Regions from separate parts of the Homo sapiens genome. Here regions 1 and 3 are each linked to region 2. A link is an interaction called in ENCODE POLR2A ChIA-PET data of the cell type or tissue named here. Cell type or tissue: GM12878. All regions are shown on one strand. Links, peaks and the distances in the headings refer to the core of each region. The heading gives the core; the rest is flanking DNA.

Evidence for each region. Peaks named below come from ENCODE experiments on the same cell type or tissue, not always from the same donor. Only the 100,000 strongest peaks of a DNase experiment are listed, where the experiment ranks them.
Region 1: POLR2A ChIA-PET joins it to region 2 with 5 read pairs; 1 of 35 experiments calls an interaction of 5 or more read pairs at or near these places.
Region 3: POLR2A ChIA-PET joins it to region 2 with 6 read pairs; 2 of 35 experiments call an interaction of 5 or more read pairs at or near these places.

The regions. Positions count from the first base shown.
Region 1 is chr21:25,182,543-25,193,677 of GRCh38, reverse strand. No RefSeq gene overlaps it. Among named protein-coding and RNA genes, the nearest start is that of LINC00158, 240 kb to the left of the region's middle. In GM12878, for the core only: no CTCF peak of the experiment used is centred there; DNase peaks (open chromatin) are centred at 2,317, 4,797 and 7,257; H3K27ac peaks cover 621 bases.
Region 2 is chr21:25,451,628-25,462,762 of GRCh38, reverse strand. LOC105372753 (a long non-coding RNA gene) reads left to right here. Exons shown (of 10, transcript NR_188560.1): 9 at 9,337-9,572. Among named protein-coding and RNA genes, the nearest start is that of LINC00158, 25 kb to the right of the region's middle. RefSeq lists a silencer at 4,442-4,571 and enhancers at 5,051-5,340, 4,692-5,891. In GM12878, for the core only: no CTCF peak of the experiment used is centred there; DNase peaks (open chromatin) are centred at 3,179, 5,192 and 5,881; H3K27ac peaks cover 6,599 bases.
Region 3 is chr21:25,577,857-25,588,991 of GRCh38, reverse strand. It overlaps MRPL39 (mitochondrial ribosomal protein L39), which reads left to right. Exons shown (of 10, transcript NM_017446.4): 9 at 110-157; 10 at 3,238-3,336. The coding sequence ends at 3,285. It overlaps LINC00515 (long intergenic non-protein coding RNA 515), which reads left to right and starts at 5,768. Exons shown (of 1, transcript NR_024092.2): 1 at 5,768-6,217. RefSeq lists enhancers at 8,330-8,389, 10,216-10,285. In GM12878, for the core only: no CTCF peak of the experiment used is centred there; no DNase peak of the experiment used is centred there.

The DNA.
Region 1 (11,135 bases), core at 1,034-9,033, 270 kb after region 2:
GTGGAGCAATGCATTTATGGACATGGAATTAATTGTTTAGTAGCAAAATCAGAGACATTTGCTTACAGGGCATTGAAGGAAATCATCACTGAAATTTATAGTAACGGGTAAGGACATTTTGAAAAAGTATTTCATGTGGAAATTTTTTGTGTCCCCAGTCAACAGAGTCATGAAATATCACCTCTGTAATGCTTTTTTCATCTCCCTTCCCTCACTTTCCACCAATCACACCCCCTCTCTTTCCATCAGAGAAAGAGAAAGGAGCCCTTCTTTGGTTTTGGTCGGTGATTCCAGTAGATACATTTACTAGACTTACATTGAAGGAATATTTATCCCTTTACATGTTTGCTCAGATCCACTAGAATTAAGCTTCGAAAGGCAGGAATTTTGGACAGTTTTGTACATTGAAGAGAGGATGGCATACAGCAGGCACTCTATAAATGTTTGTTAAATTAAATAATGGTTGATAAAAAAACAGGACAAATATAGTTGTTCATAGAAGAGAACTTAGGTTTAAAATTCAGAATCTTGAACAAAATTCAGACAGGCAGAATTATCTATGGATTGACATCCATCCAAATTCAAGATCAAAATTCAAGAGGACTGGGGATTATGCAGAAGCAAGTAATAAAATAAAGCAGATGCCACTCCACTCATAGAGCACATCAATATTTCCCTTAGCCATACACAACTAATGATTTCATAAATTGCCCAGTGAGAAAGGCATGGAAATTGGATAGTAAAATATAATCAGCTTATCTATAATTTAAATGTTACTGTATTTACCCAGTAAACATTTCTTCTAAAATTCACTGTTTGAATAATTCTCAACTAGTCCCAATTGCTTCATGAAATTCTTATGAAGGAACTTCTAAGGTACCTTAAGAAATCTCTAGTTGGGCTATAAAGAGATTACCTGAACTGAAGCAGATTGTGTTATGTAGGTATGAAGAACCAGTAAAGAGCAGTGTTTACCCAATGGAGGCTGCTTGGGGTCTGCCCCTGCTTATGTATCACCTTTTTACACCTGCATGGACTACATACACAAATATGAATAAAAATACAGTAAATTTGAAATAACTTAGCGCATTCATTTCCTATGGCTGCTGTGACAAATTGCCATAACTCAAATTGCCATAAACTCATTATTCATAAACTCAAATGAAAACAACACAAATTTATACTCTAGAAATCAGAAGTTCAAAATGGTCTTGCTGAGCAAACACCCCATTTTTGGCAGAGCGCATTCCTTCTGGAAGTTCTAGCGGAAAATTAGTTTCCTTGCCCTTGGTAGCTTAGAGGCCACCTGCATTCCGTGGCTTGTGGTCCCACTTTTGGTCTTCAAAGCCAGTGGTTTAGCATCTTCTAATTTCTCTCTCTGCTGTTATCACTTAGCCTTTTTTGAATCTAACTCTACTGCCTCCCTTTTAAATGGACCCTTGCGATTATATTGGGCACATCCATTTAATACAAGATAAACTTCTCATGTCCAGATCCTTAATTTAGTCATATTCGTAAAATCCTTTTTGCCATGCAATGTAACATTCACAGATTCTGGGTATTATGATATGAACATCTTTGTGGAGACATTTTGCAGTCTACCAGACTTAGGGAATTTTTCTATGATTAGAGAAACTCCTGCTTATTACAAATATCTGTGAAATTCCTGTCATACCAATTTATTCTCAACCATGTGAGTGGCGATGGGGGAGTCACTCTTCATAGCATAAAATTTAGGCCAGGTATGGCGGCTCAAGCCTGTGTAATCCAAACACTTTGGGAGGCTGAGGTAGAAGGATTGCTCAAGGACAGGGGTTTGAGACAAGCCTGGGCAACATAGCAAGACTCCATCTCTCTAGAAACAAACGAACAAACAAACAAAACTTAGCCAGGATGGCGGCATGGACCTGTACTCCCAGCTACTTGGAAGCGAAGATGAGAGGATCATTTGAGACTAACAGTTCGAAGCTATGCAAGTTATGATCTTGCCACTACACTCCAGGTTTCTGTTTCTTCTCTCTATGACTCTTCTCTTCATATTTATTCTCAGGATTCCTCCAGTTATGAACATCTTGATTATTTTCTATATTCTATTTTCAAACTCTCAGAGACATACCTATGGCATGCCGTGACATCAGGGAAAAATCTTATCTCTAAAAAAAAAACAGTAACTTAATATATAATAGACAATAAAACACATCACCTGAATAATTGATATTTTCAGTGGAAGCCCTGATTTTTTACTCTGACTCAAATGGGGGAACATTAAGGCAAGATTTCTTACTGCTCTGATCTCAGTTATGATGACTGATATATGGAAAAAGGCAATGACCAATGCAGCCAGGTAGAACATGAGTCATTTTATTTTCATCTGTGGGATCTCAGACATTCTGAAAATCACTGCTGACTGGATTAGATGAAGACAGAACTCAGAATCTGTGGCCCTTTGTTAAGGAGATTTTGAAATATAAGCTTAACTTTGTAGGCTAAAAAATAATTACTCTTCATATTTGTAAACTTAAAAGTAATGTTAATAATCTCTTTGCATCAATCAATGCAATGAGTCCTGAGTAAAGATTTTGATAGGACAACAGAAGAGAGTTCTTGACAGATAGAGCTGATTGAAAGTACATCTCATACTCGAATAATTACCTAGCAATTAAAAGATCTGCATATGCCTGTGGCTTCTGGATTTATTTTTTATTGAGCTAGAAGTCAGGCCGAGGCAGGTGGACCACGAGGTCAGGAGTTCGAGACCAGCCTGGCCAGGTTGGTGAAACCCCGTCTCTACTAAAAATACAAAAATTAGACAGGTGTGGTGGTGGGCACCTGTAATCCCAGATACTCAGGAGGCTGAGGCAGGAGAATCGCTTGAACCTGGGAGGTGATCGTTGCAGTGAGCTGAGATCATACCACTGCACTCTAGCCTGGGTGAAAGAGCAAGATTCTGTCTCAAAAAAAAAAAAAAAAAAAAAAGAAATAGTGTTGGGATTTGTAGCTCTTGACACTATGGTGAATTAAATAAATTAATGACAGAGCTCTAAATGAAGCTTTAGAAGTTTCCCAAACCTTTTTCCAGTTGTAATATGATTTTATTTAGGTTTGCATTTTAGAATAGAAGACAGTTCTCATGCCACAAATATTTTTATTGATCGCCTCCTAATTTCATTTTGCAAAGTCTTTCTTTTTCTAGTCCACAAGTATTCAGGCACAACTGTATATTGGCTAATCCTTGATTCAAAACATATCATTTAGATTTACTCAGGCTTGATGCCTGACTGAATCTTCTTTAGATATTCTTCTCCACATCTCTCTAATTTTGCTTTATCTTTTGAATGAGTGCTTCCCTCATTTTGAGTAGCTATCCTATCATTCTAAAAATGGGATTTATGTTGGAGCAAAAAGAATTGGACCAGTACTTTGGGGCACATTGAAAATAACACTCCTGTGACAGACTAATAAGATTAATTTCCATCTCTACCAATAAGGGGAAATTGCCAGTTTTCACCTTTGTGACCAAGCATCACTTTATGATGTCCCAAATGCCACATTTTTTTCTGCCTTTGTTCTAACTTATCTAACCACTAATAAATATATCTTAAAGGAGGAATAAAAAGAAAGCTCAGAAATTCAGTGCAGACTTTTAAAGTCAGCAGTTGCATTTATTAATCTGTTTCTCTAAGCCGTTCGGGTTCTTTTTAAATTTAGTATTCCTTTCCTATGTCTTGTGTTTATATTCGTATTTTACCTGTTTATAAAAAAAGTTGTTTAGAATAAAGGTATCAAAGCAGAAATACAGATATAACTGTATTATGTTGATACTAGAGTCAAGCCAGTTTCTAAGTGTTTTATATGCATTATCTAATTTGTTCTTTACAAGAACGCGCAGAAGTAAGTGCTATTTTTATCTCCACTTCATAGATAGGAAAACTGGAGTCCAGAGAGATTAAATGTTTTGCCCAATGTCATGTAACTGTCTGTTGGCAGAGTCAGGATTTAAGTATAGCTATGTCAGAGTCCAAAATTGAGCTTAACCACTATGACAGATAGGCCTCTTGAAACACACTAAAATAATACATGTAATTAAGCATTAGGTTGAACTCTAGGCTTCTTAAAATCAAGATAAGATGAGAAAACATGACAAAAATTTCTCTTATTTATTAAAAGTAATCATGACATTTCTTTAAGAAACGAACAAGTTATTTTGCTACTAAATTCTATTAGATACTAATTATGTAAGACTTTATGGGGAAAATAATATTCAATAATTTTAATATATCTTGAGGCATTCTTTATATAACTTTTTCTTCTTCACTAACTTTCTTTTTGGAAAACTGCATAAAGACATAAGAATTTATAATATATGTATAATATAAACAATATACAATAAAATATAAAATATAATTTAGTAAAGTAGTTATGAGTATAGTCTACTAATCAATCAATTTGAAATAAAAATGATCTTGAAAAATCTAAAGGGTTGAATAAATAGTACTTGATCATCTTCTAAAATATCATTTCATTGGCAAAGCTGATGAAATTTTCATTTTTTGAGGCGACATGACTTTAGACTAGTCGATACTCTTTGAATTCTATAACCTGTAGGAGCTACTGTTAATGAGCTCTCATGGAAGCTGAGATAACACACTGGTGTTCTCACTAGGAGAGCGGACCAGCCACCTTGGCACAAATGAATGTGTAGGAAATTCTGAGGGGTTTTCCAAATAGCCGCTTTGCATATGCTTTTGAGTCTAGAAAATGCTTGTTTGAAGCATCAGAGCTGTGATCTAGGGAGATGAGCAGGGCTGATTATGACTGGATATGTAGAAGTGCACTTAGCTCCATGGATAAACTTTGACCACAGCAAAACCCCATACTGCTATTTTAGAATGATTGTGTTAATAAGAAGACTTTGGTTACAAAGGCCAGAGGTTACTGTACTCATCAGAGGTTGCATTTAGAAATGAGAATTATGCCAACTAAAGATTTTCATCACAGTAGCTGGGGAGGGGTGTCGAGCTCTGGCTGGCTGATTTGTCTTCAGCCTACCCATCCATTTATGTTTCTTCAGGAACCTGACTCAGCTCCTCTCTCTGATTGTTCTCTTTATATTTATTCTTAGTATTCTTCCAGTTATGAACATCTTCATTATTTTCTGTATTTTATTTTCAAACTCTCAGAGACATACTTATTGGGATAATTTAGTCACCAACTTCCCTGACAAGCTGAGTGTTTATTGAAGGCTCTTTTTTTAAGGCAGTTTTGATTGCTTATTTGTATTAGTGTCCTAGGCCTGCTGTAACAGAATTACCACAAAATTAAATTGTTTCTGGCTTAAGACAACAGAAATTTATTCTTTTACAGTTCTGGAGGCCAGAAATGCAAAATCAAGGTGGTTGGTGGAGTTATATCCCTTGGAAGATTCTAGTGAAGAATGTTTCTTTGCTTCTTTCAGCTTCTGGTGACTCCGGATGTTTCTTGCCTTATAACTCTAGTCTTTGCCTCTGTCTTTACATGACCTTCTCTGTGTCTGTGTCTTCCTCTCTTTTGTCTCTTCTAGGGATTCATTATAATACTTAACACTTACCTAGATCATCTCAGATGATCTCATCTCAAGATCCCAAACTGAGTTATATCTGTAAAGATACATTTTTCTTTTCCTAAATAAGATTACATTCACAGGTTCCAGGGGTTAGGATGTGGACATATTTTTTTTGCAAGGGCCACCGTTCATCCCATTGCAACCTTGTATGTCCTTGGGCTGGGTGCTCTCCAATGGCCCCCTCACTGGGTGGGTAGGACAGGTGTAACCCATGGCCTGAGCTGCCAAGGGAAAAGCCAAGTACTGTTCCTCTTATGCAGAAATTGTGGTCAACCATCTTTTAGGACAGGTGACTAAGGACTTATTTGCAAAAGTAAAAAAATATCCTATTGAATTACTGGAATTGGGTGGAGGGGTATCTCACTTGCTATTACCATAATGACTATACCCACTATTATTTCCTCATCTCTGAAGTTCCCTTTTTCCTTTTTCAACTCCCTTCAATCAATCTCTGAGAGAGGTGGGGGGAAATACAAGGATGGAGTCCTATTATTCTTGACTTAATCTCTCACTTTTAAAACAAGGTATAAAACGTTAAACAAACAAAAAAAAAAACACCTAACATTTTCTTTGAGACATTGATGCTAAGGAAAGCCACAAATACCTATTTTTTGAGGCAGGGTCTCACTCTGTCACCCAGGTTGGAGTGCAGTGGGACAACCATAGCTCACTGTGGCCTCAAACCCCTGGGCTCAAGTGATCCCTGCCAAACCCCCGCCTCAGCCTCCCCAGTAGCTGGGACTACAGGTGTGCACCACCATACCCAGTTAATTTTTAAAAATTTTTTGTAGAGACAAAAATTTGGGTCTCACTATATTGCACAAGCTAGCTAGAATTCCAGGCCTCAAGCAATCCTCTGGCCTCAGCCTCCCGAAATGCTGAGATTACATGTGTGAGCCACTGTACCAAGACATCAAAAATATTTAAAATAGGCAAATACTTGTAGGGATACAGAAAATTATTCTACATAAAGTATATTGTATGAGCATGTTCTTTTGATACTCACAAAAAAAGACAGAGATAATACTATAACCTGTAATATAAACTAGAATTTTAAGTAAATGTTTTTAATTGTTATACAGATATAGGTAGCTCTCATGAGGTCCACCCAAAATAAAATGATAAATACATTGTTTGTGGAATTATAAATGGCTTTTAACAAGGTTCACAGGACAAATGTAGATGAACATAAAATCTTGATTTTATGAAAAGAATAGTTTACTAGTTTTAAATATTGATGTCACAGTTAATCCTAGAATCATTATCACTTAATTGACATACTTCCTGCTCAGGATGTCAATGTTTTTACATTTGCAAATTTAGGTTAATACAAAAATTTAATGTTCTCTTTGCTTAATTATATTAGGTTCTCAAACTTGATGTGAAGTTTGTGTACTATAAAAAGACATGTAAGTAGCAGAAAAATCATGCAAATGAAGAGTAAGGCTCCACATTGAACCTATTATTAGATAGGTAATCTAACCCCTGAGGAGATTCACTTGGTAGCTTTCTAGTTTTATTGTATAGTCTATACTAATAATGTGTATTTCTTCAGGAAGCAGATTTGAATGTTCTCATTATCTCAAATACACTGCTAACCATGTTGCACAAAAAAAAAAAAAAAAAAAAATTCTGGTCAAGGACCAGCAGCTATGATCTTGGCAGGCACAAGGTTTGGCTTGTGTAACACATTGAACATGATCAATGGTGCATGCAGTGGGCTTGCCAAAATCAGTTTGCTGCAAGTTTTACACATAAGTTGGTTCTTTAAGTGGTGTAGGATTATTTGGTATTAATTCTTCAAATTTGAAAAACAACCCACCAAGAAAAGTCCAATTTTACCAAAACTAACAATGCCTTACTCAAGTGGAAACACTGATGTCGTATTCAGATAGACACAATAGAAAATGAATGAAGTTTCTTTTCTTTGTTTCTTTTTTTTTCTTTTTTTTGAGATAGAGTCTTGCTTGTTGCCCAGGCTGGAGGGCAGTGGTACGATCTCCACTCACTGCAACCACTGTCTCCTGTGTTCAAGCAATTTCATCTCAGCCTCCGAGTAGCTGGGATTACAGGCATCTGCCATCATGCCCGGCTAATTTTTGTATTTTAGTAGAGACAGAGTTTCACCATGTTGGCCAGGCTGGTCTTGAACTCCTGATCTCAGGTAATCCACCCGCCTCGGCCTCCCAAAGTGCTAGGATTACAGGTGTGAGCCACTGCACCCGGCCAAGAAAATGAAGGAAGTTTCTTTATGAGACCATCCCTCTTTCAGACAGCAGTCATGTAATTGTCATGAAGAGAAGCACATGCTCCTCTCTGCCATGACAAAAGGCCGAGACTCTCATTAATAAAAAATTTGCACCAACTTATTTAGGTGAAATTTAGGTGGAGTGGAGGTTGAGACAAAATTTGCCTTTATGTTACCTAAGTCAAAACTGTAGTCTTCCTGCTCTTGCCTTCCTTCTCTGATCCTGTCTAGGAAATATAGTTTTCTAGAAAAGACATCAGCGCATGGGACATTGAACTCATATAACTGGGCCCAGAGCTGATTTCTACCTACAGCCGTGGGTTGGTTGAAGAACACTGTAAATCTCTGAACTTTAAGTGAGCAGATACCTGCAAAGGATATCAACTTAGTACAGTGCTTCTTAGTATGTACAAATGCAATGCTTAGAACAATGTATCTCCTTTTGGATTTGGCAGGAAATGCTTTGCTAACATTGCCATGGTATTTTGCTTGGCTGTTATTTGTTTTATTAAAATGTTTGAACAGTCTTTATAAAGTAAAGCTTTTATTCATCTAAACATGGCACAAAAGAACCTGGTGATATCTGCTTTTGGGAACAAAAGATTTTAAAAAGTCAGTTGGAAGAAAAAGAAATACTAAATCTTCGAATATTACGTATAGAATTTTCCTTTATTTTTCTGAACCTTTGAATTCACCATTTTAGTTATAAGTACAAAGAGAAACAGAACAGAAAAACTGAACGCCCAAATAGCAGGGTAGGGTGAGGGTCTGAGGACAGTTAATGTCAGTGAAGTCAAAATTCTATTTTCCTCCCTCCAAGGTTTTTCATTGAACTTTAAATAGCAGCGATGCAAAAATCAGCTTTCAAATTGTCAGCGACAAGGCGGATCTGGCCATAATAAAGGCTGTAACCTTGATTGTCAAGCCTGCTGGAGACAGTTGCTGGGTCTGTGAAACTAACTCTGGAATAAGTTTTTAACAAAGGTGGCCACTGTCTAATGACTAGAACCAAAGAGACAATAGTGAACTTGAACTTGATTCTTAAAGACACTTTTACAATTGTAGGGGTGGGACATAGCACTGAAAAGTTCTAGGAAAGAGCTATGGACTTCATTGCTGTAATCCCATGTAATTAATGCATTCGATGTGAGAGCAGAGCTGGTAATTAAACATTGAAAAGATTACGTTTGGTCTTTCCAAGGGAAATGATTGAAAGGTAGGCAGGGCATCTTGGCCCAGCCAATTTGAGAACCATATAAGAAAACACTGAAATTCAAAGCAGAAGGAAAGTAGAATTTAAGTCATATGGACTAGACTGACAAAATGAAGATTAGAATGAGCTTGAAGGTTTCTTTGGCACTTAGAAACAAAGACCATCGAATAGATGGCAAAAGAATTGATTCAAGACTTACCCACAGTCTTGCCTGTTTCAGCTGGGTAGTCTAAGAGGATCATTTCTGAAATGTGTATCTCAAGATAACCAAACTGTCTGATGGTGTCCTTCCCAAGTGTTCAGGAGTTGATTGAGTCAAAAAAGACATTAACTTCAAAAACTAAGTTGAGGAGAAAAGAATAGATTCCAAACTTGGAAATAATCACAAATCCCTTAATGGTTATTATAACATCGGAAATGAAATGAGAAAGAGGTGACGGCCTAAACCTTGATGGCTGTCTACTACGGGGGGTCAGGGGCAGGGGGCTTACTGCTGCATCCCTCTCTGTGGTTCTATTTTTTTTTTTGAGACGGAATCTCACTCTGTCACCTAGGCTGGAGTGAAGTGGCACGCTCTCGGCTCACTGCAACCTCCACCTCCTGGGGTCAAGCTATTCTCCTCCCTCAGCCTCCTGAGTAGCTGGGAGTACAGGCTGCCAGCACCATGCCTGGCTAATTTTTGTATTTTAGTACAGACGAGGTTTTACCATGTTGGCTAGGCTGGTCTCAAACTCCTGACCTCAAGTGATCTGTCCAACTTGGTCTCCCAAAGTGCTGGGATTACAGGCGTGAGCCACTACACCAGGCCCTCTCTGTGGTTCTTAGCTGCTTATGTGCTCATTCATTTACTTTTCAGATTGCACTTAGTTATATATTCAAGAAATATTGATTGCTATGCTCTTATTGCAACACGGTACTGCTGAATTATGTAAAACATAAAAATAATGAGAAAGCATAATCCCTGTCATCTTCCTTGTTTTTAATTTGGTTCTGTAGTGGAAGAAACATTGGTTGGGCATATCTGTGTGCAAAGATCCTTGTTAAAAACTCGAATGCTTGCTAACATGATTAAATAATGTCCAGTCTTCAGAAGGTTGAAGATTAGTAGAGAAGAGAGAAAAACTCACATGGAAATATAATACAAGACATTTTCAGTCACAGAATTAATTTTGTAAATTTATCATTAAGGTGAAGCAGAAAAATTATTTTATGGCCATCTTCTGGGCTTTTTGGCAGTGACTTTTTAACCACATAGAAAATAATGGGTAACTAGAATGTACCTTTCAAGTTAAGAATCTAAGAGATTAGATTTCAACTAATCTCTATGTTAACAGATTAGTTTACTTAGAGAATAACATAGAGGAAAGACTTAGATTTCCTTGGGAGGAAAAAGGTATTAACAATTATTTCATCTGTCCTGCAGAATTAAGCAAATGAGAAATTCAAAAGTAAATGTATAAGCAATTGTTAACCAAAATGATGAGGAAACTTTGCTACTCTTTCTTTTCTAATCACATACATCCTACTCTTATTCATGGGATGCCTCTGCTGAGATAAAATTTTTTGGATGGACACACACACACACACACACACACACACACACACTATATTCAGTAACATTTTGGTACTCTTGGGAAAAATTCACACTTTGGTTTGAATTTTGTATGATCCTTTATCTTCATCTCATCTTCATCACAAGTGAGGTAATTCAGTGCAGATGAAGGTCGCTTGTATACATTAAGCTCTTTTCATGTTCACATGTAATAATATACATATTCAACTATTTTCTTGTTTTTACATACTTTTTATGTACAATTCCATTCATGTTATGTTACTTATTATCATACTCTTTATGGGTTCTGTGAAGTAGGTTGATATTATTCCCGTTTTTGCAAAATACAAATACAAATATGTTTTGATATTTCAAACAACACAGCTAGTGCAGGAACTGAAATGAAAAGCCAAGTTTCTGCTCTTTTTTTTTTTTAAACTCATGTTTATTCTGTAGTTAATAGAGAAACTTCACTTTCTTTGCTCACAAATAATATATTTATCCAAACTGAGATGTCTTT
Region 2 (11,135 bases), core at 1,334-9,333:
CTTAATTACCTCCTAAAGACCCTATCTCCAGATAGTCACATAAGGCGTTAGGGCTTCAACATATGAACTTTGGGCTTCAACATATGAATTCAACGTATGAATTGGAACACAATACAGTCCATTGCACTGATCTGTCAACAGATCTGTGTCAGTATTTCCAGTGGTTTATCATGCTGATGGTCTTTCAGTTTCTGCAATCAACATTTACAGAACTGTACTGACACTTTGCTAGACTCGGGGCATATACTCTGTACCTGATACTATGCTAGATTTGAGGCATTATAAAAATATATAAAAGAGTCTTCTGATTTTAAGCTTATAGTCCGATAGTCCAGATTGTATATATATGTATATATATATATATATATATCTCCACAAACGTCATTAATAGTTCTGAAATAAGTAGAATCAAATAGGCTAAAAGTAAGATTATAGTTAATACACTTTTAAAACCCACTCTGATATCAATACCCCTGTTAGACCTTTGCAAGGCTATCTTGTGGTTAATTTCTTAACTTAGGTGGTAAAAGTTCAGGAGATACCCTGAGTATATAAGCATTGAGGCTAGCCCTGTCCTGCCAGTTTCCTTGGTATTATTGTGACTGTTAGGTTTTAAAGCTGTTTCTGTGTGTGTTTGCCCTTTTATTAATTTTAGTCAGTGGACCCACCTTTTCCTTTTTACACTGGTGTGTCGATGGCCTTTCCTTGTAATAACAGTTGACATAATCCTGTTGAACTGAAAGAAAACACTACTAAGGAAAACACAGGATATTTCCAACTTTCTCAGACCTCTGTATGGAGGAATGTAGGTTTTGAGCCAGGGTCAAGCAGAGAAAGAGATACCAGTGTACAACCAAATATTTCAGGCTCTTGGGCACTGTTTGCTTTGTTTGGGACTGACATCATTACCCTTACTCTATTCTCATACTGAATTGGAATTACAATATATTTTTTTTTAACTTGTCTGACTGGCAAATGTTCAAACCAGCAATAACAACCAATGCTGGCAAATTGTCAAGGATATAAGCATTCCCTCACTTTTATGAGAGACACGTGAATTCCTCCATTTGTTTTGGAAAATAAATCTAGCAGCAACTATTTGAATTAAAACATCTATATGTTACACAGGAATTCAAATTATTGAATTCTTACATATTAAAATCACACTTGATATAGAACGTGTATAGACATAATACCATTTGTATCATTGTAGTAACAATAAATCATAAGCTGTCTGAATGTCCATCAATGGGTAACTGATTAAATCATGGCACTTGTGCATGTTCTTGCACACACACACGCAATGGAAAATGGGGCAGCTCTTAAAGAGAATCATATTTAGTTGTATTGGGACATATAAATGTCCCAAATGGGAGGGATGTTCACAATACACAGTGAGATTTAGAAAAGCAAAATCAGAGTGAAACGAATAATACCAATAAATTAAAAAAATCAAAATCTAAAAACATGGGGCCGGGCACGGTGGCTCACACCTGTAATCCCAGCACTTTGGGAGGCCGAAGCAAGCGGATCACTTGAGGTCAGGAGTTTGAGAACACCCTGGCTAACATGGTGAAAACTCATCTCTACTAAAAATACGAAAATTAACTGGGTGTGGTGGTGCATGCCTGTAGTCCCAGCTACTCGGGAGGCAGAGGTTGCAGTGAGCAGAGATCGTGCCACTGCATTCCAGCTTGGGAGACAGAGTGAGACTCCATCTCAAAACAAAAAACAAATAAACAAACAAAAAACACCTAAAAACAGCTTATGTGCTGGCCAAAGAGAAAATGGGGTCAATTACATACCCAGTTCTTCACATATGTAAACTAAGGGAGGTATGGGAGGATTTTTGACTTTTCCTTCATTTGTATATTCACTTATTATATCAGAAGTGGAAAGGGGCAGAGAAGAAAAGAAGAGGAACACCATCCTGTTGATGGATGGTGGGTGAGAGAAGGGCTGGACACCAATATGACAGCCATATTCACTCCACTCTCCTAAATGGAAACGAGTGGCTGTCTCTGACTTTTTGAGCACAGAGATTCAGAGGAGGATGGTGACTGAGGAGGAAGAAAACATGGCTGGAACCCAAGTCACCTGCAGTTATTGACAGGGCCCTCCCCTGTACAGTTGTCTTTTATATTGGCAGGACACCTCTCTCCCTAATTATGTTCGGGGGAAGTTCTGCCCATACTTGTGCCAAGTTCCCAAGGTGGGGAGGATAAGAGCAGTAAAGGGATATTGTTGAAAGAGGGTGCATATACTCCAGGTATAAGCAGAAACTTTCAGGTGAGCCAAGAAATTCACCAGATGTCCAGGCTTCCCTTTCTTCCTCTCCCCACAGAAACAAGCACCAGTTTGCGTGTGGGGGTGTCACTGTCCAAAGATTTGCTAGGAGAAGAATATGGTAAGATAATATTTGAAGTTATTAATCTATGCTTTTTATTCTCTCTATACATATTTTTCTCTGCCTGTTCCTCCTCATTCAGGAAGGTAACTGGCCCTGGGAATTGTAAGACAGGTAATGTTCTGGCTGTTAATTTTCAGTTCCTTAAATCTGAAGAAGTCAGGCAACATTTCCAGAGCAGGAAACATTAAGGAGGATTTGTGGGCCTAGATGACATGTCTTGGCTAGAGGCAGGATGGAAGGTGAATTTTCCAAGGTAGAAAGAGATCCCTGTGGGAATAGGGGAGCGTAGGGAGGAGGAGAGAGGAATGTCAGTGGGAGTGAGTGGATAGGGTCAGTGCCCTGCTTCCAACTACATGAAGAAAGGGATGGAAAGAGCCTAAAGAGAAAGTGGATGCTTAGTGTTGAGGCAGATGAAACTAAGAGGAGCCATTCTCCCAATGGCAGACATTTTGGAATTTAAAATAAAAAAAAAAGGGTGCTGCAGGGAGCATTCTTGTGTCCCTGTGCAAAAGTGTTTCTGGATTTTATGCTTTAGAAGTTGACTTGCTGAGTCCTGAATTTCCAAGTTTACTAGATAGTGCAAAAATGTTTTCTAAATCATACCAGTGTACTCTTTCAACCTCTTATATTTTTCTTCTCAAATGTATGCTACACTGCCTTAGTGAAATGTCAATGTTCATTAATTACCAGTCATTAAGAATTTGTAAGTTTCCTATCCCTCTCCCCTACTTCCTTACCATTACTTGTCATTGTCAGCCTTTTGAAAATTTTCCAGTCTGATGGACATGAAAGAGTATCTTGTCTTAATTTGCATGTTTCTATTACCAGCAAGTGACAGCTTTTTTCCACATATCTTTGTTGGCCATATAGAGCTTCTCTTCTGTGAACTGAAGGTTTATATTTCTCTATCTACTGCACTTTTTGCAGTTTCCTCATTTATAGGATTTTTAAAATATTCTAGATTGCAAATATTTTTCAAATGTCTTGTAAATATCTTCTGTCACTTGCTTGCCTTTTAACTTGGTTTATAGTGTTGAATATATAGAAATTTAAAATGGTAATGTCATTAAATTTATTCTTTTTTATTTTGTACTTAATGGTTTGCTCTGTTATTTCTTTATTTCAATAGACTCAATTTTTTAAGAGCAGTTTTAGGCTCATAGTAAAATAGAGCAGACGATACATAGATTTCCCTTATACCTACCTCCACCCCTGCATAGGCATAATTTCCTTCATTTTCAATATCCTGCACCAGAATGGTACATTTGTTACAACTGATAAACCTTTTTATATTTTGATAAATCTTTTTTAACTTTAGTATTATGAGAGAGCCTCCTACATTTTCTCCTAAAATTTTTAAGGTTTGCTTTTAGTCTTTAATCCATGTGGACTTCCTGTTGGTATATAGAATGAAGAGAAACTTGATTTTCTGATACATTTTAAAATCTACTTCTAAATTACATGGGGCCAGACCATCCTACTAGCAGATTCACCTGTGTCCTCGCTGAAAGATTCAGGATAACAAAGCAGTTCATAACAGGTGTTAGGACAGGAGATTGTGGGTCTATCACTGGACTCTTGGATAGGTCTCAGAAACCAAAGAACAGGCCAGGGTATTACCAAGATTAGTGAGTGGCATGACTTTTCCATGTCAGGGATGTTGGCTGATTAGGCAACAGGGGCATTCAGATTGAAAAGAGATATAGCTGGCCTGTCCTTACAACTGGATATTAGGATCTGTCAAAACAACTGACAAAGCTGCCACCATAGGAGCAACTATGGCAGAACTAACACAGCCAAAGTGTTTTCCAAGCCAGTGTACACAACCTAAAGGAGAATATTTCCTGGGAAAGGTTTCATCCCTGTAAGATCATTAATTTATGCCATGTACACCGTAACATTTTTAAGTTCTTAAAAAATTTTAATGTAGTGGGATGTAGTAGAGAGAGGGAAAAATCATTTTTAATTGTTTGGTTGGAAAAATGAGATTCATATGTATTTCCCCCCCAAAACATAATACAATAAAAGTAATAAATTTTAATAATTTTTTTTTGAGACATAGTCTCACCCTGTCACCCAGGCTAAAGTGCAGTGGCGTGATCTCAGAGCTGGGATTACAGGCGCAAGCCAACAAGTCTGGGTAATTTTTGTGTTTTTAGTAGAGATGGGGTTTCACCATGCTGGCCAGGCTGGTCTCGAATTCCTGGCCTGAAGTGATTTGCCTGCCTCGACCACCCAAAGTGTTGGGATTATAGCATGAGCCACTGTGTCCGGCCCAATTTTAATAATTTGAGCAGGGCTCACAGTTTTTCCTATAAAAATTCTTCCTTATAAGTAAAACAACTACATGGGATTTCATGGCTATTTTGGTATTTATATAACTCTTTAAGGAAAATAAAACTTTAGTTATATATATAAAACCTTGAGTTATATAAATAACTTTGAGTTATATACAGTTATAATGGCATTATGTGCTCTAAAGCAAAATCTCAATGTCCATTGTCTCACTGATCATAATTAAAAAGTATAACCCAGAATCCAGTTTGTAATTTCCAAGATGACTATCACTGTAAGTATTTGAAACACAGTTGATCTTTGTAAAAAAATTTTTTAATGAAAATAATTAGCTGGGAATATCCCACATGTATTCTAAATCCCCCAGTTGGTTTAGGTAATTTTTCTTATTCTTCCACAACACATGGTATTCTTTCTATGAATGACATCAGTTTGGAAATACCCCGTGGTTTTCTGAGTTATAAATGGGTATCTCAGTATGAACTCCTGATTATATTATGATTCATACTTTCACTTCTGTTTTTTCATACTATCATTTTGAAAAAGTGAAAATGAAACTGTGTCTCACTGGCCAAGAGTTCACAAGGGAGATGGAAAAGCAGAGTTTAATGGAATGATTTTTAAAATATTGAAGGATTGTGGTCTGAGAATACTGTAAAAACCATTTCTTAAGGAAAAGCAATGTAGTTGGGATCAAAACAAAAAAAATGCTCTTTGAGAGTTTCTCTGGAACTTTAGAGTGTCTACTGTCAGAGTTTTGCTTCACATAAGAGCATTGATGAAGTAATAATTATTATACTTATAATTATTCAATTATCAAGTATTGATTTCTTCTGGCATTTATTTATTTATTTATTTATTATTTATGACTCTTTAAAAAATTGTTTTTCTTGGTGGAACTAGGTTATGAACCCTAGCATTTTAATTCTAGAATTTGTTCTCTTAAGTATCACACTGTAGTAGCAATTTGATGGTAACACTAAAGAAAGAAAGAAAGAAGAAAAGAAAGGAAGGAAGGTGTGGAAAGTCCCAGAATGACTGCAGGTCTGAGAACATTTATTCAAACTGCAAATTTTCTTAGGGCAGGGGTCACGCTTGCTCTGGCTGTGTTCCCTGCACCTCAGTTCCTGGCACATAGCAACGCCTGACAAATATTTGTTGAATAAATGAGTACAGTAGCTTAAAAGCAAATTTTTGTACTTCATGGTTTTCTGTAGAAAGCCACAAGAAAAAAATTTCATCTGAGGTCTCAGCATTCTAGTAACTGTGAAGTATTAAGACTTGTATGAGTTCCCCTTATGAGAGGCTTAAAGTATTAGTATCATGAGGTATGAGGTTTAAGGCTAGATGCCTAAATGGCGTCTCATTTTTTATTAAGCTGGACTTGTAGCATGGGAACTTTGCCAGGGATTATAACACCTTTATAAACATTAATGTGATTTTAAAAATTGTTAGCTTAGGCCAGGTAAGGTGGTTCACACTGTAATCCCAGCACTTTGGGAGGCTGAGGTGGGCAGATCCCTTGAGCCCAGGAGTTCGAGACAAGCTTGGGTAACATGGCGAAACCCCATCCCTGCAAAAAATACAAAAATTAGCTGGGTGTGATGGTGCACGCCTGTAGTCTCAGGTACTTGGGAGGCTGAGAGGTGAGAGGATTGCTTGGGCCCAGGAGGTGGAGGCTGCAGTGAGCTGTGATTGCACCACTGCACTATGGTCTGGGTGGCATATAGCAAGGCCTTGTCTCAAAAACAAGTTAAAAAAAACTTATTAAGAGTAAATTTGCCTCCTTGGGCTGCTTGTCACCAAATGGCCATTCTTAACAAATAATTACGTTTTGTGGGTCAATATGTGTTTTTAAATTTTATTTTATGTATTTATGTTTTGAGGGTGTCACTACTGTTACTCAGGTTGGAGTGCAGTGACACAATCATAGCTCACTGCTGCCTCAACCTCCCTGGGTTCAGATGATCCTCCCCACTCAGCCTTCTGAGTTGTATAGGCATGTGCCACCATGCCGGGCTGATTTTTCTTTTCTTTTCTTTCTTTCTTTCTCTTTCTTTCTTTCTTTCTTTCTTTCTTTCTTTCTTTCTTTCTTTCTTTCTTTCTTTCTTTCTTTCTTTCTTTCTTTCCTTCTTTCTTTTTCTTTTTTTTTTTTTTTGTAGAGACAGAGTCTGGCTATGTTGCTCAAACTTGGTCTCGAACTCCTGAGCTCAAGCATTCCACCCTGCCTCATCCTCCAAAGTGCAGAGATTACAGGGGTGAGCCACCATGCCTGGCAATATGTGTTTTTTAAATGAATAAATTAACTCTTCACCTTCAAATCTCCTCTTCCCAGACCAACTTTTTTCTCTACCAACCTTGCTTTGATGATTATATTTCAAATATACCAACTCCTTTAGGTTAAGGCATTGAAGAATGGTTTGTCTAAGAGAGGATATCACCTGTTTTAACATTCATTAACATTTTAAGATGGAATAGTCCAACAGACCAATGAAGCAGTTACTCCCTGCATTTCTAAGAACAGAAGAGGTGTATGAGGAATAAAAAGAATGTCTGCATATCTGCAGTAGCCAATATGAAATGTGAAGAATGTTTAGTAGAGAATAGAAAAGTTATTTCTTCCAAGAATGGTCAAGAGGACTTCAAAACATCACTTAAAAATGTTATAATATTCCAATGTCAGTTATATCAGTAACCTGATCTGAAAATGATGTTGAGAATATGCTGAGAATAATAATGATATTAATAAAAATGCTTATTATTTTGAGTAATGACATTTTGCGATCACTTATTAATCAGCAATTGATTACCAGAACAGAATTGTTATAAGAATTAAATGGATATGAATGAAAAGAAAGTCAAACAGTGAGATTTTCTTTGAAAGCTTATGGAAATTGAGTGCAGCAAGATGGGTCATCTTAATGAGATAAAATAGTTTATGGGCCAGTAAGACTTGACTTGTAACTTGTTAAATATTTTTGAAACAAATAATGTGTTACACAGATAGGGAGTTGGTTCACCTGGCATATGAAAAAATAAAACAAAGAATCTATGAGGTACATTATGGCAGAAAAATCTAGCAAAATTGGGTTCCAAGTTTTTTCCTGTCTGATGATTGTTGAAATTGTAGCATCAGCCATTCTTCGCTTGGTGTAATTGAGCATCTTGTTTAAATCAACCTTCCACTTACTCTAGATTCAATTCAAGTAATCAACATTAGGTTGGTACAAAAGTAATGGCAGTTTTTGCCATTACTTTGAAAGGCAAAAAATGCAATTACTTGCAATTACTTTTGCCCTAACCTAATATTTCAATTCTAATTTGACTTCTGATATAATTTTACAAGGAAGGGATGCTTTAGCTAGAGATCCCCCTTGGCAGTTGTATTTCTTGTTGTAATTAATTAGATGGCTTTTTGTTTGTTTGTACAGAAGTATCTTGAATCGAGTTTCTGTGAATTATAATGCCCAAGTTTGACCGAATTTGACACCCTGACGAGATTGAGTTTTTGAAATGACAAGGCTGAGCAAGAGAGTTAGGGCTGCAATGGCTTCCCAAGGTTGTTGCCACTTGGATGACTTCTCCTGTTCTCTAGCTTCTGGCGGGGACACAGTGTGATGAGTACCTGGTAATAAGCATGGCATGGGGTGGTGGTGTGCTGTAGATGTTAGTTCCCATTCCAAAGTGTTTCTCCAATAGCTTGTATGAGGATGAGGGAAAGAAAATAATGCACTTGAGAAGAAGCAAAGTAGGGAGAAAAAGGAGACCTATTTGTTGCAAGCACATTTTACTGACATGGGAAGCTCTGAAAGAAATCTGTCATGAGTATATATCAGGTGTAATGGTTAATTTTAGACGTCAACTTAACTGGGCCATGGGGTGCCCAGGCATTTGATCAAACATTATTCTGGGTATATCAGTGAGGGTGTTTTTGGATGCATGAGATTAATATTTAAACTGATAGACTGAATAAAGCAGATTGCCCTCCATGATGTGGGTGGGCCCACATGGTTTGGTTCGTTGAAGACCTGAAGCGGACAAAGGCTCATCTTCCCATGAGTTAAAGGAAGCTCTTTCTGCCTGAGTGCCTTTGAGAGGGGACATTTTTTTTTTCCTGCTTTTGGACCCTAACTGAAACATTGGTTTGCCCTGAGTCTCAAGCCTGCCAGCCTGAGCACTGGAACCATTAGCTCTCCTAGGTTTCCAACTTGCTGACTTCAGATCTTGGGATTTGTCAGCTTTATACTCTTGTGAGCCATTTCCATATAATATATCATATTTCCATATCTCCTATTGGTTCTATTTCTCTAGACAACCCAGACTAATACATCAGATGCCTTCTTAATATGTCATATTACCAGGAATTTTTACTTTTGCAAATGAATCACATCTTTAATGTACTCACTGGCAGGGCAAATTCTTTTCATCTAAACTAGATTTTTGTGACCCAGGGTGAATGTGTTTCCTATTTTTTTCCTTTCATAAGGATACATCTCATTAACAGTTTTCAAATTTATCTTCAGTAACTGAATTAAAAAATTTTGTTGTAATCTTATGACACAGATGCCTGTGGTTCATCTCATCTGGTTTGTTTTGTTTGTGATGCTGCCACATTTCCTTTCCCTTAACAGGCTCTTCCCTCCAATCCCCAAACTAGACCTTGGACCATCTCTCCACTGGACCACCAGCTACAATGTCAACAGCTCCACAACTTGCAAGTCTTGCCAAAGTGTTTTAAAGGATGATTTATTAAAGGAAAATCTAAATTAGCAATTGGATATATTCCACTATAGGAACTTAAGACCACTCATTAATTCTACAACGACTTTCTGAGCACCTACCAGTGGGCCAGGCTGGGGAAACAAAGGTAAAATAAGCAGACTTTTTCCTTGAAGAGGGAAGGTAGGAAAACAGATATGAAGACTAAGAGGAAAAGAAAAGTGCCTGATATTTATTGAGCATCTACACTTTTTTTTTTTTTTTTTTTTTTTTATTATACTCTAAGTTTTAGGGTACATGTGCACATTGTGCAGGTTAGTTACATATGTATACATGTGCCATGCTGGTGCGCTGCACCCACTAATGTGTCATCTAGCATTAGGTATATCTCCCAATGCTATCCCTCCCCCCTCCCCCGACCCCACCACAGTCCCCAGAGTGTGATATTCCCCTTCCTGTGTCCATGTGATCTCATTGTTCAATTCCCACCTATGAGTGAGAATAGAGCATCTACACTTTACCAAGCACTCTGTGAGGGGCTTTCCAATGAATCTTTATAACAGCTCTTTAAGGGAGGTACTATTATCCCTCATTTATGTATGAGAAAACCAAGGCTCAGGAAGGTTCTCCAGTTAGGAGCATAGAAATTATAGCTAGCATTCACTGAGCTTCAGTCACAGGGTGGAGTTTAAACCCTGGTCTGTCTTCATTTTTGTTCTTCTTTCCGCTTCACCTTGCCTGTCTGCTCTAGACCTTCACTGCCCAATATGATGGCCACTAGCCACATGTGATTATCCAGCACTTGAGATGTGGCCAGTCCAAGCTGATAAGTGCTATAAGCACAAAATACTAACAAGATTTCAGAAACATAGCATGCATAAAACATAAAATATCTCATTAATAATTTTTATATTGATTACATGTAGGAATAATAACACTTAAGATATACTGGTGTATCAGGGCTCTCCAGAGAAGTGGAGCTAATAGATTATAATTAAATGATTTAATTTATATATGTAATAGGATATATACACATACAAACATGTATATACATTTATGTATATACAAAAACATGTGTATTATACATATATGTAAATGCACACATGTTCTGTATATGTAAACACACATGTATGTGCCATATACTTATGTATATGTAAACACATGTATATGTATATATACATATGTATACATAGACATACATATGTGTATATACACATAATATATGTGTGTATATATGTAGGTGTATATACATCTGTATATACATAATATCCTGTTACATATATACTACACACACACACACACACACACACACACACACACACACACAAAGAATGAGAGACAGAGAGAGAGAGGAGAAAGGAATTTATTTTAAGGAATTGGCTCATGTAATTATGGAGGCTGCCAACTCTGATATTTGTAGACTGTGTCAGCAGCCTGGAGATTAAGGTAAGAGTTGATGTTGCAGTTTTGAGTCAGAAATCCACAGGGCAGATGAGTCAGGCTGGTAACTCAGGCAATGTTATGAACTGAATTGTGTCTCTTCCCCACATTCATATGTTGAAGTTCTAACCCCCAGTGGAATTGTATTTGGAGACAGAGCCTTTAAAGAGGCAATTAAGATTAAATGGGACTGTAAGGGTGGGGGGCTAATATGATAGGACACCAGGGATGTTCTTGAACAGAGAAAAGGCCTTGTCCGCAAGCCAAAAAA
Region 3 (11,135 bases), core at 1,753-9,752, 130 kb before region 2:
ACTGCCTAGCTTTTTATTTATTTTGTTCTAAAAGCTATATAAAGACTCTGTCCTTTTTACTTTGACATTACTGCTTCATTTAGTTCATCGCAAATCTTTTCTTTTCAAGGCACATTTTACAATATGGGATAAGCTATTGGAAAGATCTCGGAAAATGGTAAGTGTTTTTGACAGCTATTGAGTACTCTTCTATAAAGAAATTCATCAAAATTAACCAATAACAACCAAAGGGGGGAAAAATGAAAGAAACAAAGAGAAAGGAAAAAAGTAAGTTGTCTCAATAGTCAAAGCAGTGTTGTGATTGTTCACTAGTGTGTTGGTAAGGGTAAAGTTGTAACTTGGCAGTTCTCTTTTGATTTTATTTGTTAATATCGTGAAAATGATATTGTAGAACTTGAAGAGAAATAAGAATATTACTATGTAATAGTAATAGTTCTTAATAGTTGTAATGGTATCAGTTAGGTCTTAGGATTTATTTTGTAAACTTAATGAATATTTAGAGGATTAAGATTTGTCAGGTGTATTTTAAAGCCGCCTTTAGCCATTAACAGTAAATGTGCAAATATCCTAATGTCCTGAAAAACCAGATTTGAATGTTTGTGTTTTTGTAGTTTATTCTTTGTCATTAGCATTTAGACTTAATGAGTAGGAATGATAGTATTTCTTTTCTTTTTTTTTTTGAGACAGAGTCTTGTTCTGTCTCCCAGGCTGGAGTGCAGTGGCGCGATCTCAGCTCACTGCAACCTCCACCTCCCGGGCTCAAGCGATTCTCGTGCCTCAGCCTCCCAAGTAGCTGGGACTATGGGTGCCCACCACTACGTCCAACTAATTTTTTTGTATTTTTAGTAGAGACAGGGTTTTACCGTGTTAGCCAGGATGGTCTCGATCTCCTGACCTCGTGATCCACCCCCCTCAGCCTCCCAAGGTGCTGGGATTACAGGCGTGAGCCACCGCGCCCGGCCCGGGTGATTGTATTTCTTGACCACAACTATTCCTGTTTCCTATTTCATAGGCTAAGTGTGCCTCTTTTACTTAGGTTATCTGATAGCTGTCCTGTGTAATCTGTCCTCATTAGGACTTCCTCCTTATCCTAATTTCCCACAATGCCACAAACACTGGTTAAGCTTGCAGGCACATTAAGCATCACACATTAAACTTATTTTCAAGTTTGCTTATTTCTTCATGATAGTTTTTCTTTCTAGACTCCATTTCCCATTCTCCTTCTATTTACTACGCAGTCATTCTTCACTACCTCGCCTGAGTCGTACCTCCTCCATGGAACAGTCTCAGAGTAATCTCTAACAAATAATTATTCATATAAGTTTGTGCTTGATTGTATATGTCCACATACTATTTTTTGATTGTTTTCTTTGCCAGTACATTTATTTTCTGTCTGTTAAGCCTTTCAGGATTTGTTATATTTGTGTAAGCCCAAATTTTGAACACAACATTAGCACATGAAGGGGTTACCCAAGAAATATTTATTGACAATTTTTCATAATGATATATAAACCTAGTCTTTATTAATGACTATGTAGATAGGAATTATTGTTTAGGGACTTCACCATAATGTTCTTGAGTAAGGGTTATATAATTTTTTTTCTCATGAGAAGAAATTACCTTTGAATGGATGGAGTAATTTTCTCTTTTTAGTTGGTCACAGTGATCATTTTAGATGAAGAAACTAAAGAAAAAATGTTCAGCATGTTTACTTGGAGTTAAGTAAAATTAAAAAAAATTTAAAAAGCTAAAGAATATTAAAGAAATAGTTTGGAAAATTAAAGAAGCAGTAGTAACTGAACACTTTAAAGGAATGAAAAATGTAGAAAAACGGCAGAGACAGTGTCTTACCTAGAATATCTAGTGATGTTAGTCAATACATATTTTTTCAAACATTTATTCTGGTTTAGTTGCTTTTTTCTACTGTCCATTTTGCTTTTCTGAAGGGATTAGATTAAACGTGGTTCATTGATGCAACACAGACTTACTGATTGTTTATTGTGTGCCAGGTACTGTTATGGTCTGGAGGTACAAAAAAATGCACAAAATTTACTTGCTGCCTCAGGGAAGTAATGTTGATTGGATAATTAGACTTATAAGCAGACAGTTCAGGTGTACATGTGGGGCTCTGGCATAAAGAAGAGGACTCAGACCAAGCTGGGGAGTTGCTTAAGGAAGGCTTCCAGGAATTGGAGTCTCTTAAGCTGATTTTAAAGGGTGAATAAAAGTGGACCATGCAGATAATCTGTTGGAAAATGGGTTGGAGGTTATCTCAGAGGAAGTCACTTGCCTACATAGAGAACATGATGAATGTAAGATGAATTTGAATGTACAGGTCACATGTAGGATAGGTAAAGAGTCAGTCCAAAAACAGAATATGAGGGGCTTGTGTCCCGTGTTGTGGAACTTGCATTCCTGACTTTCCTCCTCCACCCCACTGAGATGCTAGAGAGTAACTGGAGAATTTTGAGTAGGGAAGTGACCTGTTGATCAGCTATTCTTGTTTAAAAGCTCATTCTAGGGGTAGCATGGGATATAGCTGTGACTTAAGCCAAGAGTTCTGTTAGGGGGATAGAAGAGAATGAGGTCCTAAAGTTCAGCCGCGATAGGGAGAATGACTGTGAGAGTTAACTTAGGCTGAATTAGTAGGACTGTTGATGGAATATGCAGGTAGGAAGAAGAGAGTGAATTCTTGAATGCTGTCCTTAGGTATCTGGGTGGAGCCCTTTACCAAGATAGATGATGCAGGTAGGACAGGTTTTGGGGTGTTGAATTCAGATTTAGCCATGTCTGTTTGATGAGTCTGAGTGACACAGAATAGAAATAGGGACATAGAGATATCTATTTAGACTAAATCTGTAATATGTTCTATTCTAAATGGAATTATACTCCAAAAGAAAATAAACTGATTTAAAATAGCTTGTTACAGCACTTCAGGTGTTTTTTCTTACACTAATGATTTTGTTTTACGGCTGAAAAGTAAAATGGCCAACTTGAGAAGCCTAGGTATAATATGCCTTAGATTATATTTTTGAATGGAATTATTGTTCTTTACCTGATAATTTATATTGGTTACTTGGCCTTTAAATCTTTCTTCTTACCTAACTTTCTATTCTACTATTTAAGGGGAAAGATAAAGGGTCATTATAAGAGGGCTGTGGAATGATTTAAAATGGTGGGTGAAGGGTAAAACTGAAAGTGTTTATTAGGAAAGTAAAGCTATTCATGTTTTTACAGGTAACTGAAGATCAAAGTAAAGCAACAGAGGAATGTACATCTACCTAATAACTTTCTAAAATTTAAATATGTATAATAAAATAAATGTTTTAAATATAATGTTTGTGTGTGCTTATACAGATTAACCCTTTCTCCCCAAGATTGATAGTGATCTTTACTTTTTCTTTTCTCTAAAGTATGAAACACTTCATGTTGCTTAAGTAAAAACTGTACAAAAACAGGTCACTCCCTTCCTGCTCCATGGATGCAACACTTTAGCATGTTTTCTCTATTTTTTCCTACAGATCTAGGCAGATACATACAAATATAAATGTAATTTCTAAAAAACATAAATAGGACCATACTATACTTGCTTGCGTTTTTTGCCGAACAGTGGCACAGTAAACATCCTTGTGCAAAAATGGCAAATGTTTGTAGATAAGTAATATTAACTGAGTATTTATCATGTGCTGGGTCTTGTGCGAAGCCCATCACGTGTGGAACCTTTTCTATAATCCTCATAGTGACCTGTTGAGAAGATGTTTCTATTTTTTAAATGAGGAAACAGCATAGAGCTTGAAAGTGGTAAAGTGGGAATTTGAACGGAGGTAGTTTCACTCACATGCTCTTATGTTCTACTCTATGTTGCCTCACGTATAAATAATTCTGTAGAAATAGATTTCTGGCAGTGGAATTACTGTCAGGTGCTACCAGATGCTGGCTTCCCAAAGGTTTTGCCAAGTGTTACTCCCAATAACTGTCTAAGAGTGCCTGTTTCCCCACACCTTGAGTAAGCCTTGGTTATCAGTCTTACAAAAATATTTTGCCAAAAAGTTTCTGCTTCTTTGTCAGCAAGTTTTCTGCATCTTGTGCACAGGCTTCCTCTGAAGGCCGTATTTTTTTTTTTTTTTTTCTGGGTGAGGTCAACTTTTTCTTAGAGTCCATATCTTCCTGTTTCTTGATTAACTTTCTCATTTTGCTAGCATTTGTCTCTAAGCTCCTTTCTAGGAAAAAATGTCTAAGAGGTGAGCCATTGCATGTCTAAAGTGGGTTATGCGCTTACATTTGATGAACTATTCAGCTAGATACAGAATTCTAGATTGAAAAGTAGTTTTCTCTTAGAACTTTGAAAGCAGCTCAGTTATTTTCTGGCATCTGATTTTGCTAATGAAAGGTCTGATGCCAGTCTGATTCTTGTTCCTTTTTTATATAACCTGTTCTCTGCATCCCCTTCTCTCAACACACTCTGGACACTTAGGATCTTATTATTCTTGGTGTTGTAAAATTCGACAATCCTGTACCTGTATCTAGGTCTTCAGTCAGTTATTCTGCTTGGTACGTAGGCGATCCTTTCAATTTTTGACATCTCTCTTTTATGTTTTTTTACTTTATTTGTTCTTTCTTTTCTCTGGAGGTTCTTTGTTTCTCTAATACCTTTCAGCTGTATTTGCATCGTCTGTATTGGTCCTCTGTATTTTTTTCCCTTTCTCTATTATTTTTCCTGCATTTATATTTTACTCACATTATGTCAAGCATATTTTAATTTCTGAAAGCTCTCTTTTGCTTCTGTTTCATAGAATCCTTTTCATGTTTTCTGGATGTGAAGTATTTTCATGAAGCTCTCTGAAGATATCAATATAATTTTTATTCATTTCTTCATTCACTTTCTAGTCCCTGAATCATCTCTTTTCTCCAGTGACAGATTTTTTTCTTAGTCTTTCATCTACATGTTTCAGGCTTTTTTCAAATGTCTTACGTTTGTTGGCTGTCAGTTTGTAGTTGAAGATGTGGATGTAGGGAGGTTGAGTGGCAGCTCTGTGGTTTGAGGAAGGTTTGGCTTCTCATAAGCATCACTAAGGATAAGTAGGTAAATCTGGCTGGTAGGATGAGGGTTTTTAAAATGCTAGAATGAAGAGGTCTTGTCTTGGCTACCGATTTCTAAATTGACTATCCTAGTTTTACCCAGACTGTTCTTTCACTTACTTTATAATAAAGATCCCTTCAATATTTTGCATGGGGCACTTCCTGGATTTAGGCCCTTCTATATTTGAAGATGGGGTAGTGTTCAACCAGTTTGTATACAGACCTTTAATTAATTCCTTTCTTTTTAATTAGTTTAGATTTAACTAATCCCTCTACTGTCTTCTATCATCTATGAACTTTTGCTGCCTCTGAGCTAAGGCCCAGCTGGGCCGGTTGGCTGCCTCTGATGGAACTTCCTCCACATGTTTTCTAGGTGGTGACATTCTCTAGTGTTTTATTAGTCACTTAGCTTTTTGTCTTTTAGAATTTGGTTGACGTCTCTTGTTTATTGATTTTTTTTCCATTCCCTTTGTTGTTTGTGAATTTACATACTTCGACATTTTTTCTTTAAAAAAATTGTGAAATATTTGAGCATACAGAAAAGTAGAGAGAATATTTTCACCAACTCTTGTTTGAGTGGGCACTTTTCGTGCTTTTTGGGCAGCTAGCACTGTTTGAACACCTGCTTTTTGGCAACTTCCCACTCTGTGGATCTCGCCTTACCCAGTAGAAGAATGAAATTTAATCTCCTGCCCTTCCTTGCAGCTGTGGCTCAGACAGGTAGCATGGGCTCACCAATTAGACATAACTGTGTGAAATCTGGAAGCAAGTACTTTGCAGACAAGAGTAGTATGAGATACATTTTGTTGAACGGAGCAGTGATGTGGTTTTCAAGGCAGCAGTGGCAGAGGTCCCATGTAATGGTGCAAGGTGTGGAGGCTTTGCTTAGCAGTTTTTCCCCCGCAGCTGCTCCAAGGTATAAAAATGGGCATTTTTGGGGGCTCCGTAGTCCTGACCTCCACGCCTGTGACTTGTGAGCCATTTTATTCTGTTTGTTTAAACTAGCTAGTGTAGATCCTGTTGTTTGTAACCAAGAGTGTTGACATACAGCCACTATTTAATTGTAACCACTGTCAACCTTTTTCCTTATTTCCTTCAGATCCTTTTGTGTTTAAATAAAGGAAAAGCTGCACATCCATTGAAGGTCTTGTTATGTCATTTCCTTCCTCTCAAGAAGAACCACTATCCTGTTTGTACCTGTCCTTACTCTTCATGATTTTATATTTTTTTTTACTACAATCCATAGTATTCTCTGTGTTTTAAAACTAAACATAATTGGTTTCATAATATATATCCTTTTGCAATTTGCTTTTATTGCTCATCATTGTTTTTTATGTATAGCATGTTGATACATGTAAAGAGTACATTCATTTCAACTGCTATATAGTATTTCATTATATGATTAATCCCATCATTAATTCATTTTCTTATTGATGACCACTGAGGATGTCATTGGCTTTTGAGTATTACAGTATCGCAGAAAATATCCTTGTGCGTGTTTCTTTGTGTACACATTTGATAATATCTCCAGGGCCTGTACCACAGTGGACCATGCATCTTCAGCTTTACTAAATATTAATTGGCTGCCACAATAGTTGTACCAGTTTACTCTCTATCAGCAGTATGAGCATTCCCATTTTCTCCACTCCCTCATTAACATTTATTATTTTCAGACATTCAGATATTTTGTTGGTTGAATATGCACGATCCTATCTCATTTAATTTGCTTAATACTGAGCATATAGTACCAATAAGCATCTCTTCATTTGTTTTTATGAATTACCAGTTTACAACCTTTGCCCCTTTTTACAATTGGATTTTTGGGCATCTCATATTAATTGTGTGTGTGTGTGTGTGTGTGTGTGTGTGTGTGTGTGTGTATATATATAATAGTGTATATATATAAGATATATATATATAATTTTTTTTTTTTTTGAGACCAAGTCTCACTCTGTTGCCCAAGCTGTAGTGCAGTGGCATGATCTTGGCTCACTGTAGCCTCTGCCTACTGGATTCAAGCGATTCCCCTGCCTCGGCCTCCTGAGTAGCCAAGTAGCTGGGATTATAGGCAAGTGCCACCACACCCAACTAATTTTTATATTTTTAAAGTAGAGATGGGGTTTCACCATGTTGGCCAGGCTGTTCTCCAGCTTCTGGCCTCTAGCGATCTGCTCTCCTTGCCCTCCCAAAGTGCTAGGATTACAAGTGTGAGCCATTGCACCTGGCCAGTTCTTTATATTTTTAGAAAGTGAAACCCTTGTGGGCCAGGTGCAGTGGCTCACTCCTGTAATCCCAGCACTTTGGGAGGCTGAGGCAGATGGATCACCTGAGGTCAGGAATTCGAGACCAGCCTGGCCAACATGGTGAAACCCCGTCTCTGCTAAAAATACAAAAAATTAGCTGGGTGTGGTGGTGCGTACCTGTCATCCCAGCTACTTGGGAGGCTGAGGCACAAGAATCGCTTGAACCTGGGAGGTGGAGGTTGCAGTGAGCTGAGATTGCACCAGTGTACTCCAGCCTGGGTGACAGAGTGAGATTCCGTCTCAAAAAAAAAAAAAGAAAGAAAGAAAGTTAAACCGTTGTCACTACAAATATTTCTTTTGTCTGGCTTACCTTTTAATTTTGTTTATATCGTCTTTAATTTTAAGGTAGACAGTTCATCTTTTCCTCTATGATTTATGTTTATGAAATTTAAGAAAGCCTTCCCTAACTTGATATTATAAAGCAGCCTACTGCATTGTTTATTTTAAAGTCTTGATTTTCACATTTAATTGTATAATTTATTTGAAGTTTGTTTTTTGCATATAGAGTGAGGAAAGGGACCTAATTTTGAATCACCCTCTCCTCCACAAGGATAGGCAGTTATTCTGGACCATTTATTTCCTGTCTACTCTTTTTCTTTTTTTTTTGTGATGGAGTTTCACTCTTGTTGCCTAGGCTGGAGTGCAATGGCGTGATCTCGGCTCACTGCAGCCTCCGCTAGCCGGGTTCAAGTGATTCTCCTGCCTCAGCCTCCCGAGTAGCTGGGATTACAGGTGCCTGCCACCACGACCAGCTAATTTTTGTATTTTTAGTAGAGACGCGGTTTCACCATGTTGACCAGGCTGGTCTCGAACTCCTGACCTCAGGTGATCTGCCTGCCTTGGCCTCCCAAAGTACTGGGATTACAGGCGTGAGCCACCGTGCCTGGCCTATTTCCTCTCTATTCTTACTGATTGTGCCATGCTGTCATATAAAAGGTTCCTTTCAGTGCCTGGGTCTGCTTCATTGGTCCATTTATCTGTCCATGTACCACTGTAGTAACACCGTTTTAACAACTATAGCTTTATAACAAGTTTCAATTTCTCTTATGGTGAGTTCTCCTTTCCTATTCTTTTTCAAAATTTTCATGCTTATTGTAGGGTCAGCTTGTTAACTTCTTAGTTGTCTTAAAATCTGTTTTGTCTGGCTGGGCGCGGTGGCTCATGCCTGTAATCCCAGCACTTTGGGAGGCTGAGGTGGGCAGATCACGAGGTCAGAAGATTGAGACCATCCTGGCTAACACGATGAAACCCCGTCTCTACTAAAAATACAAATACTAGCCTGGTGTGGTGGTGGGTGCCTGTAGTCCCAGCTACTTGGGAGGCTGAGGCAGGAGAATGGCATGAACCTGGGAGGCGGAGCTTGCTGTGAGCAGAGATTGTGCCACTGCACTCCAGCCTGGGCCACAGAGTGAGACTCCATCTCAAAAAGAAAAAAATCTGTTTTGTCTGATAATGGCATTCATACGTCGGGTTTCCTTTTAATGGTACATATTTTTCCATTCCTTTCAACTTTTTCATGTCATTATTTTTTAGATTTTCTCTTAAGAGCATACAGAAATCTTTTTTTTTTTTTTCCTTTCTTAAACCCATTCTCCTAAAATGATTGTGGATTTGGCGGTTTCTCCTATGGCTAAATCAGCATTTGCTTATTTTATTTTAAGATGATTTTGTTAGCACTGTGTATTCTGTTTTGGGATTTTTAAACGTGCTGATAAATTGCTTCTTTTTATCATTTAAGTAATGATCCTCTCTATCTCGGTAATAATGATTTTCTCCTTTAATCTAGTTTTCTTAATCTATTTTTTAGAAAATCAGGTTCTATTGTTAATACTAGTTTTTTTTTTTTTTTTTTTTTTTTTTAGTGTTTACCTGGTATATTACTTTCAGCATTTTTATGTTGTTAGGTTTTAAGTCTGTCTTTTGTAAATAGCATAAAACTTATTTTCCTTTTAAATCTAGTCTTTGAATTACTGTCTTTTAGTAGATAAATTTTAATTTGTATTCACTTTACTGTGATTATCATTTCTTTGCATTATTTTTTTCTCCTTTCCTGTCATATGTTGGATTAATCCAGTTTTCCTTATTTTCCCTTTCTTTTTACTTTGTGTTTTAGAAGTTAGTATTTCATTCATAGGTGTACCATTATTTATTCCCTATTTATGGTTGATTTTTAATTTTTGTTACTATACTAATACTTCAGTTAGTAGCCTTGTACATATATAATTCCACACGTGTGCTGGTAGCTCTGTAAAATACATTGTTGTACTTGATTCCAGGTCAAAGAGTATATGTATTTTAACTTTTAATAAATATAGATAGTCTTTTAAAGATAAATTTATCCAATAAGCAGATTTTATATGTCATATGTGATTACATATATTGAAGGAAAGGGGAAATATTTTGTTTTAGGAGTGGCTACTACTGCAGTGTTATTTTTGAAGCATCTCAAAATTGGTTATTATGTCAGGATTGCCTGTTGAGAAAAAAATTCTGCAGACAAAATTTCATATATTTATAATATATGAATTTTTATATTTATAATATTTCATATATTTATAGTAATGAAATTTCTTAAAGCAAACATGGATACTGCCTTCCTGATCTGCAGGATTTAGGGAAAACCAAACTGATGCTTGAGCGTCTGTAAGGAATCCATACAAGTCAACTTGAAAAACAATTTCTCAAATTGGGACACGCATATGCCAGGTATAGGCAGTCCTCAATATTGGAACAAGTTGAATTTCCAACATCAGTGGGTACTTAGATACATTTTCTCATTCAATTTAAGCAACTGAGCAAGGTCCTGAGCTGGGTGTAATACCAAAAAATTGAAAAGGATTCTCCTTTCCTACAGAAGCTCAATCTAGAAGAGACGATAATGTATACACAAGTAACAAACCAAACGTGGGGCACAATGCGAAGCACGTTTATGGAGGAGCTATAATCTGCTTTGGGAGTATGGAGGAGAAAGATCACTTTTGGCTGTAACCCTTTTTGGAGTTCTTTTACTATGTGCTTGGCCTGGATTAAGGGAGCACATTGCTGAGTGGCCAGCATTTGAGAAAGGACAGAATTTTCCTAAGTGGAGACTGGGTATGATTGTTGAAGCCTTGCAGCACAGGTGAAAGGGTGAGATGGGATGGCAGTGACATTTGTGGCTGTCTCATTAGTCAACCCACTCCTTGCAAAGCAAGAACTGGCACCCAATTCCTTCTCATTGACTTTCCCTCTCTGTTGCACTAGGCAGCAGCTGATAGATTGGGGTTAGTATCAGGTCATTGGTTGGTTGCAGCTTTTGGTAGAACATAGGGCAGCTGGTTTTGGGGTGGTGGGTCGGGGGAGCGGGGGAAGTCAGGTGTATTTTATTGAGGTGGTTAGGATGGTTTTGGTGATGAGAGATGATGAAACTTCATTGGAATTTCATTGCTGCTTATCTCCAGAGAGGTCAACCACAAGACATCTCTTATTACTTAGCCTATGTTGCAGACTCTCATTACACAGTGAATAGTGTGTAAACAGATCCATATGTTGCAGGATTTCTGCTGAGCACCATTCCTAGTAGCCACATCAACAGTAGCATCGTATATAAAACCACTACTTCCTCAGAGTTGGTTTAGGAACCACCTGAATCTGAACTACCTGGTCAGCCTGTTAAAAATGTAGTGTCCTCAGCTCCATTACAGTATTAGAATCTCTGGGAGTGGGAGCCTGGGAGCTTGGGAACATGCATCTTGACAAGCTTCCCAGGTGAGA